2 separate regions of the Homo sapiens genome follow, and region 1 is linked to region 2. A link is a loop called in an ENCODE intact Hi-C map of the cell type or tissue named here. Cell type or tissue: dorsolateral prefrontal cortex. All regions are shown on one strand. Links, peaks and the distances in the headings refer to the core of each region. The heading gives the core; the rest is flanking DNA. Region 1 overlaps SLC39A11 (solute carrier family 39 member 11). Region 2 overlaps SLC39A11 (solute carrier family 39 member 11).

Region 1 (4,395 bases), core at 268-4,267, 56 kb after region 2:
AGTAAAGGCCAGGTTTAAGTTACCACCTCCCCCATTATCAGGGAAGGAATCCCAAAGCTGAAGTCCGAGATGAATCAGTGTCAGCAATAACTGAATGCAATCGATCCCATAGCATTCCCCGATATTCTGATAGAAACTACTCCAAGAAAACCCAGCACTAGAAAATTTGTGGCCACTAATGAACAGGGCTAATAATCCTGTTAAATACTTGCTTCACAAAGATAAATCAAACCTCACAAACTTAAACCCATTAATATCCCATGACTTCCTTAGAAGTAGGTAGAGAAACAAGCAATTTTGTAAGTCACACTAGAATCCCCTCCCAGCAGCACAGCTAAAGTTGGGGATTTCAAAACAAAACATACAGATGTTATACTTTTGGTCTAAGTCTCTGAATAAAAGGTACGCCTCCCTCTGCTGTAAATTACACTTTAAAATAGGAACAGTTTAAAAGCAGTTTGTATCCTGATTGGTATCTGAGAACAGAAGAAGGACATTGGTGGGGAAACTGGTGACATCCAAATAAAGTCTGGAGTTTAGGGAATAGTAACAAACAAATGTTAATTCTTAGCTTTGACAAATGTGTCATGATTATTTATGTAAGATGTTCACATTGGGGGAAACTGGATGAAGGGCACTATTCAGAAATTCCCTGTATTATTTTTGCAACATTTCTTAAAATCTAAAATACTTCCAAATAAAGAGCTTATTAAAAGTTAATGATTATAACATGCCCAGGCACGGTGGCTCATGCCTGAAATCCCAGCACTTTGGGAGGCTGAGGTGGGCAGATCACTTGAGGTCAAGAGTTTGAGACCAGCCTGGTCAATATGGTGAAACCCTGTTTCTACTAAAAATACAAAAATTAGCCAGGTGTGGTGATGCACTCCTGTAGTCCCAGCTGCTCGGAAGGCTGAGGTGGAAGAATCAGTCAAACCCAGGAGGCAGAGGTTGCAGTGAGACAAAATCACACCACTGTACTCCAGCCTGGGCAACAGAGTCAGACTCCATCTCAAAAAAAAAACAAAAAACAAAAAACAAAAAAAAAAAACAGTATTAACAGTATCACTTACTCAGTATATCCAATCAGAGAATAATTCCCCTCTAAATCTAATTTTCAAAGGTTTACTACACTAATGTGAAATTCCTAGTCCACTTTGGAATATCACAGAATGTACGTTGTAGGGCTTCTAATTAAACATGGCCAATGGAACACAAGCTTCCAAATTCTCACTGGAGTAAAGGTACAGGGATATGAAGGATCCAAAGGCCAAAGTCAGAAGGAAAGGAAGAGGACATGGCAGCCACATTTTGGAAGCTTGAAGAGAGAAGCAGGTAATCGCTGATGGATGCTCAAGAAGGCTGCCACCTGGGGCTGAAGGAAGAGACTAGAAGGAAGGTGCTTCATCCCACAAAGCCCCAGAATAGCCAGGGAGCCTTTGACAATGAGTGTGCAGATGGGCCTAAAAGAGACCTGATGGAAGCCTGGGTAAGAAGCAAGTAAACTCCAGATTCCTCCTGTACCCCAGGCAGCCAGGCAACTGTCCCACCAGACATTGCAGGACCCCCAGCCCAGCTAAGGGTGGGGATACCAGGCTGAAAACAGGAGAAAAAGTGATAGTTTATGTGCTGGAATGGGGGCACCCAGCATCTTCCCACATCTTCACCCTGATTTCACAATGAAAATCCAATGCGAGTAAAGAATCCTATGTACAAAAACTCAATTTTCAGAAATGTTTCTGCATGATAACCTTAACACCCACCTGGACTGTGCATTTGTGGAAGGCTTGTAAATCACAGCCTTAACAGCAGAAGGCTGAAAGGGACTGGAGAAAACATTTAAAATCACCAGATATTTACAAGCTCTTCTTCATAGTCCCTGAGAACAAAATCCCTGTTTCCCTCCTGTAGTTCTCAAAACCTAGAAAGGCTCATAATCCGATCTCTTTTCTCAAAATATCATGCAAAATGCCCCAGGGATCTGTACTTTATAATGCTATTAATTTCCCTCTGGTGTCAGAGGTACCAGCATAGAATGATTTAAAAAAAAAATCAACTTAACACCTACCCCACATTAGGCAAACCTTTCCATTTCTGTGTAAGTGTTCATTTTGAAGGAATTTCAGCTCTGGCAATAGAAATGAATTTGTGAAGAGTTAAGGGATACATCAGAATATTCTGGCACGATGGGTACAGTTGAGCATTTCCTTTATTATAGTAGTGACAGTTTCAATACCAAAACAAAATCCAAGCCACAAAACAAAATTTTTCTCGTAACAAATAGGGGAAAGAAAATTATTGCACATAGCTCACTTACAATGCACTGAATGTGTCAACTCTTCACACCTCTAAAAAGGTACACAGAGGTAGGACAGGAAGACACAGTTCAAAAGAACAGCACCCAACTCAGTGCCTACTATGGAGCAGATCCTCCCTCATGTTTATTGAACCAAAGGAACATAGACTCTAACCTCAAGGAGGTTACTGTGTACTTAAGGAGGACACACAAACTTGCAATCCATGTAGGTCAAAGCAATAATCAGAAAGAGGCTGGGCATGGTAGCTCACGCCTGTAATCCCAGTACTTTGGGAAGCCAAGGCAGGCAGATCGCCTGAGGTCAGGAGTTCGAGACCAGCATGGCCAACGTGGTGAAACCCCATCTCTACTAAAAATACAAAAATCAGCCGAGCATGTTGGCGGGCACCTGTAATCTCAGCTACTTGGGAGGCTGAGGCAGTAAGAATTGCTTGAACCTGGGAGGCGGAGGTTGCAGTGAGCCGAGAACACGCCATTGCACTGCAGCCTGGGCAACAAGAGTGAAACTCCGTCTCAAAATGAATAATAATAATAAGAAGAAGAATTACCCAGAAAGTACAGAAGCCAAGAGTTGTCTCCAAGTTGTTCTCCAAATCAGATATAAAATTAACAGTTAAAAGTCAATCAGCAATTCCTAAGCAGAGACTGTTACACGGCCAACACTCTGCCAGACCCCAGGGGGTTGCAAGAGAGGAAGAAAGAGCTAGTGTGGATCTGGGCGCTGCCTCCAGGAGCTGGCTCTGGACTATAATAAGAGAGGCTACAGAAGACATATGATAGGATAAATTAAGAAAGTCTGCAGTCATGCCAAGAAAGGGGATACCAATATTGTTTCAAAATTTAAAAAGCAGAACATCAAAGAACAGGGAGGGGCTCTGGAAGGCTGGACACAATTTGGAAAGGAAATGAGGTTAGGAACTTTCTAGCTGGGAAGCGCAGAGTGGGCAGAGTCTGGAGGCAAGTACACAGAGGCTTATGTTGTGGAGTCCACAAGGCGAAAGAAGGCAGGGAGGAGTTTACAACCAGACATTTGGGTATAATGATGAAACCAGGCAGAATGGTTTGGACTTCACACAATGGGTGGCTTGTTTCCAACTCTGGTTGTACTATAAAATCAACCTGGAGTTTTCAAGCTACAGATGTCAGCTCCCCTCCACAACCTACAGAAACAGATTTGCCAGGGCAGGGGTATGGACACTGTGTTTTAAAGCCTCACACGTGATGCTGCAGCAGCTTAGCCAGCATGGAGCAGGTCAGCATTAAGTACCCACTGTCTTCGGCAGGGTAACGGAGGCATTTTGGAAGGGTAACTTGGCATCAGCAAGCAGAATTGATTTAAGTGGGGAGATGGGACACCAACATCCAGCTGTTGGGCTCTGGACATAATCCAGATGTGACACAGGGCAGGAGACCAGAGAGCAGACAGAGAAACTTGGAAGAAGGAAGGAATCTGCAGGTAACCCTCCAGAATGAGGCTGCCCATGTCTGTTCAATATCAAGTCAGTCAATCAGAAACCCATGATGAGCGGCCACATGAATTTTGCATTGAGTCAGCCTTAAATTTGGCATGTCAGTTATTAATCATGACTCAGTATGAATCAAATCCATATGGGAGCTATATCTGTACTTAATTTGCTTTTATCAAGAAGCCTTCATAATATACCAGCTTTAAATAATTTTACAGAATTAAACCCAACGGCTCAAAATTATAATCAATTACATTCAGCTTCAATTACAGTTATTAATTAACGTAGATGGGCTTGAATGACCTGACTCTTCTTAGCTACGCCTACCCAGTGATAATGATGGGCAGGAGCTTGGCTTACAATCTCCAAACTAGGAAAAAGTACTTTTGCTTAAATAAGAAAAAAAAAAAATCTACCATATGACCCAGTCATTCCTCTCCTTGTTCCCCAAGAGAAATGAAAACATACGTCCACACAAAGACTTGCACAAGAATGTTCACAGCAGCTTTATTCACAGTAGCCCCAAACTGGAAATAACCCAAATGTCCATCAACAGGAGAATGAATAAACACATTGTAGTATATTTATGAAATGAAATACTCCTTAGCAATA
Region 2 (4,395 bases), core at 256-4,255:
CCTTTGTACCTTTTGAGTGATGGGCTGTGGGCAATTTTCTCTTTCAAATCAGAGCCAGGCTCTTCACCCAGACTCCATAAAGATGCCCAACGGTGAGAACGAAGTCGGAAGAAAAGAGGGGTTGCTGAGAGCTGGTGAGTTACTAAGGAAAAGGGAACCCTGGGATCTGCCCTCACCATCTGGGCAAGGCTCCAAGGGAAGTGGGGATCTGTGAAATCCCCAGATGGATTTGGGAATCTAAGAGCAGGGGCCCTCTAGACCCCTTTCCTGAGTGCTGTTCAGGGGGGTGGCAAGCTCCAGAGAAGTGCCAGCAGAGGGGTAACCAGGCAGAGAGGACCTGGGTAGCCTCAGGTTTCTCATGGCTCAGAGTGGGGCTGGAATCGTGGAGTGATTCTGGGAGCCTCAGAGCCACATTGAAATAGAGAAACAGGAGGCAGGCCCATCGAATTGCCACTATCAGCAGCAAAAAAACCCAGCTCTTGCCCCTGTTCTTCCCCCATGAAGCAGAACGGCCTTGAAAGCTGCTTGTAGCATTGCATTGCACAGAGCATGGGCAGAACAAACTCAGCCACCCCAGGATGGGCACAGAAGTAGCCATGAGACCTGAAGGGGCTTGGTCAAACCCGGCCCACAGTCTGTTTTTGTAAATAAAGCTTTATTGGAACTCAGACATTTAAAAAAAAAAAAAAAGAAAGAAAAGAAAAAGAAAATTCAAGAAATAAGATTCCTTTCCCTTGGGTGTTGTGGGATACATGTAAAGCCCAGGCACACTGAATCCACAGGCTTCCCAGGAGTTCGAGTTTTATTCAGCAAAGCAGCTGTTCTCAAAGTGGGGTCCCCAAGGCCAGCAGCATCAGCAACACCCAGGAACTTGTTAGCAAGGCAAGTTATCAGGCCCCATTCCAGGCCTCTGGTGGGCCCAGCAACCCGTGTTTCCGCAAGACCTCCAGGGGATTCTCATGCACTCTCAAATGTGAGAATCACCGCAGTGAAGCAACGCCTTTTACAGGGGCTGAGAAAGGTGAAGTCTCACCGCATCTGGTTACCATTCCTGTGTGCCACAAAGTATTTTATCAGGCTCTGAGTCATCTGACATTTCCTTCTGGAAGCAGAATGTTAAATGAATAAGGAGGAAGGCCATTTGTTTATCTGAAACATAACAATATCCCAAATCTATTTCATTTACTTCTAAAGCTAATGATTCTGCAATCCAATAACTCTAGAGAATTGCACACAGCAGCAATAACCCTCTTATGGAATCAATTTTCTCTGGTTAGGAACAAAGAATTCTCCCCTCCAAAAATCCAACCTGCATTGATTAGTTCATCAGAGCACACTAGGAGGCCCAGCCGGGCTAGAGGCAGGGCAAACACAGTAAGTTGTCTGGGGCCACACCTCCCTAGGAATGTGCACACTCCACGTGGCTGACGCCACTCCACAAGGCACCAGGTACAAGGCAATGATCTGCTCATGCTTAAGTGGCCTGGGAGGGACATACAGGGGGGAAAGGACAGAAAGAGCTAGCTGAGTGAGGGCCACGCAGACAGCGCCCACAGAAGGAGGAACATGTCACAGAGTCGCTCTCTGAATTTTTGCCCACAACTTTGCTGACGGGACTAGCCAGCTATATCTGACCCTATCAGGTATTACCCACTTGTGACATTCATTTCCATGCAAACCTTCTTTATTTGCATGGGGCCTGCCTTTTTTTTTTTTTTTTTTTTTTTGAGACAGAGTCTCACTCTCTCACCTAGGCTGGAGTGCAGGGGCGCCATCTCGGCTCACTGCAACCTCCACCTCCCAGGTTCAAGCAATTCTCCTGCCTCAGCCTCCCGAGTAGCTGGGACTACAGGCATGCACCACAACACCGAGCTAATTTTGGTATTTTTAGGAGAGACAGGGTTTCGCCATGTTGGCCAGGCTGGTCTCGAACTCCTGACCTCAGGTGATCCACCCACCTCAAACTCCCAAAGTGCTGGGATTACAGGCATGAGCCACCGCATCTGGCCAGGCCTAACTTTTTATTACTGTCTTTTATTTATTAATCTTCCTGCAATCGATGCCCTATCTCCCTGTGATGGGTTGAACTGCATTCCTGCAAAAGATGTTGTCTATAAATGTGACCTTTTTTGCAAACAGGGTCTTTGTAAATGATCGAGGTAAGATAAGGTCATTAGGGCAGGTCCCAATTCAATATGATTTTTTCCTTATAAAAAGGAGAAATTTGGACACAGAGACAGGCACACAAGGAAAATACTACGGGAAGACTGGAGTTATGCTACTAGAAGCCAAGGAACCACCAAAAGCTAGGAGAGGGGCTTGGAGCTCATCCTTCCCTGGAGCCTTGAGGAGGCACATGGCCCTGCTGACATCTTGAGGTCAGAATCTTAGAACTACTTTCCAGAAAGTTCTAGCCTCTAGAACTGAGACAATAAATGTCTGTTGTTTAAGCTATTCAAATTGTGATATATTGTTCCCACAGCCCTAGGAAACCAGTTCACTCCCCAGTAAGACTCCAGGGTCCCCCAGAAGCCTGACGGCTGTGGAGCTAGCTTTGAAAGCCAGGACACCCTAGTCACAACACAACCACTAGGGGGAGATGTTGAGGTGATGCAAACCACGGCTGGGGAGCTGGACAAACTGGTGGTTGCCAAGCCTGGCCATGCAGACAAAGCCCCGGTGAAGCTTTTTAGAAATACAGACGTCTAAGCTCCACCCAAAGCCTCCTAAATCAGAACATCAGAAAGTCGAGTGTGACGCGCCACCTGCCAGGCACTGGCCCACAGACCCTCCAAGGACCCTTCCAACTGTGAGGTCCCATTACTGCCACACTGCTGCACCCTCCACCCCCAGCTAGCCCGAGGGGGCTCCATGGATCAGGAGCATCAGCCACCTTGACAGCTTGGGAGACACATACAGTCTTGGGCCCCAACCCAGACCTGCCAAATCATCATCTGCATTTTAACAGGCTCCCGGGGTGAACCGTGCACACATTCAGGTGTGAGAAGCACTTGTAGATTGGATATAAGACATAATCACAGGCCGGGCATGGTGGCTCATGCCTGTAATCCAAGCACTTTGGGAGGCTGAGGCAGGCAGATTACTTGAGGTCAGGAGTTCAAGACCAGCCTCGCCAACATGAGGGATGAACTGGTTACTGTCTTCAACTACAATGACTAGTTTTTTATACCAGAAGGGAAAGAATAAAAGCACAGGGTATTGTCCAATAAACCACAAAGCTCTGACATAGTATGGATGTGTGTTCCCTCCAAATCTCATGTTGAAATGTGAGCCCCAGTGCTGGAGGAGGGCCTGGTAGGAGGGGTTTGGGTCACGGGAGCAGATCCCTCATGAATGGTTTGTTGCCCTCCCCACAGTAATGTGCGAGTTCTCACTCTGTTGGTTCAGGAGAGCACTGGTTGTTTGAAAGATCCTGCTAGTTCTTTTGCTCCTTCGCTTGTCACGTCACACATCTGTTCCCCCTTCACCATCTGCCATGATTGGAAGCTTCTTGAGGCCCTCCCCAGAAGCAGATGCTGGCACTATGCTTCTTATACAGTCTGCAGAACTGAGAGCCAAATAAACCTATTGTCTGTAAATTACCCAGCCTCAGGTATTCCTTTATGGCAACACTTAATGGACTAAGACACTCCACAAGGACCTGAAGTTTGTCTCTTATTAGGTAATCACCAAATGTACTTGTGTAAAGTGTATCCAGTTTGAGTGAATGGGGCACTTAGCATACAGTTCCTGGATTTGTGACAGAAATAAGATGGAATGAACAATTAATCCCACAATCTACTAAAGAAATCAGTAAGAGGTACCCTGACACTCCCATGGCAAATTCAGAAATGTTAAAATATGCTCCCCATTCCCCAAAAAGGGGACTGAATGGGCTATTAGGGGAACAGATGGCTTGCACTAGAATTCTTTAGCAATCTCTGGAAAATAAGAAATGTTTTTTTCCTTGCCTAAAGACAAAGTCCTGAATCAGAATACCCCTTCCTCTTCCACACCAAGTCTTTCTCCACTCCAAAACTTCATGACACTTACAGAGAAAGGTGAAGCCCCAACGGTTGTTTTGGGAACAATCTCCCTCATCCACTCACCCATCCAAAAATGACACCACTTAAAAAAACAAACAGCCGGTGGGGGCTACTTCTTCCCATGTTCTCGTCCTGAATCGTAAAAGAGCAAAGCCTACTTTCCATTATTACTCTTGGCATGAATGGTTTAAAAAGAGCATCTATAAACCAGAAAAGAGAGCCACGTAAAAGTCAGCTCTCTTTTTTATTATTTTTGTGAGTACATAGGTGTGTATATTTATGGGGTCCATGAGATGTTTTGACACAGCCATGCAGTGTGAAATAAGCACATCATGGAGAATGCGACATC

Evidence for each region. Hi-C counts contacts between places; a loop is a spot of excess contacts. Peaks named below come from ENCODE experiments on the same cell type or tissue, not always from the same donor. Only the 100,000 strongest peaks of a DNase experiment are listed, where the experiment ranks them.
Region 1: it touches region 2 in a loop (3-fold over the local background); 1 of 110 quality-filtered maps calls a loop at or near these places.

What each region holds. Positions count from the first base shown.
Region 1 is chr17:73,039,971-73,044,365 of GRCh38, forward strand. The region is part of intron 3 of SLC39A11 (solute carrier family 39 member 11); the gene reads right to left. Among named protein-coding and RNA genes, the nearest start is that of SLC39A11, 51 kb to the right of the region's middle. In dorsolateral prefrontal cortex, for the core only: no CTCF peak of the experiment used is centred there; no DNase peak of the experiment used is centred there; H3K4me3 peaks cover 1,141 bases; H3K27ac peaks cover 826 bases.
Region 2 is chr17:72,983,704-72,988,098 of GRCh38, forward strand. All of the region lies in intron 4 of SLC39A11 (solute carrier family 39 member 11), which reads right to left. Among named protein-coding and RNA genes, the nearest start is that of SLC39A11, 110 kb to the right of the region's middle. RefSeq lists a silencer at 2,565-2,614. In dorsolateral prefrontal cortex, for the core only: a CTCF peak has its summit at 2,582 (motif pointing right); a DNase peak (open chromatin) is centred at 2,628; H3K27ac peaks cover 1,011 bases.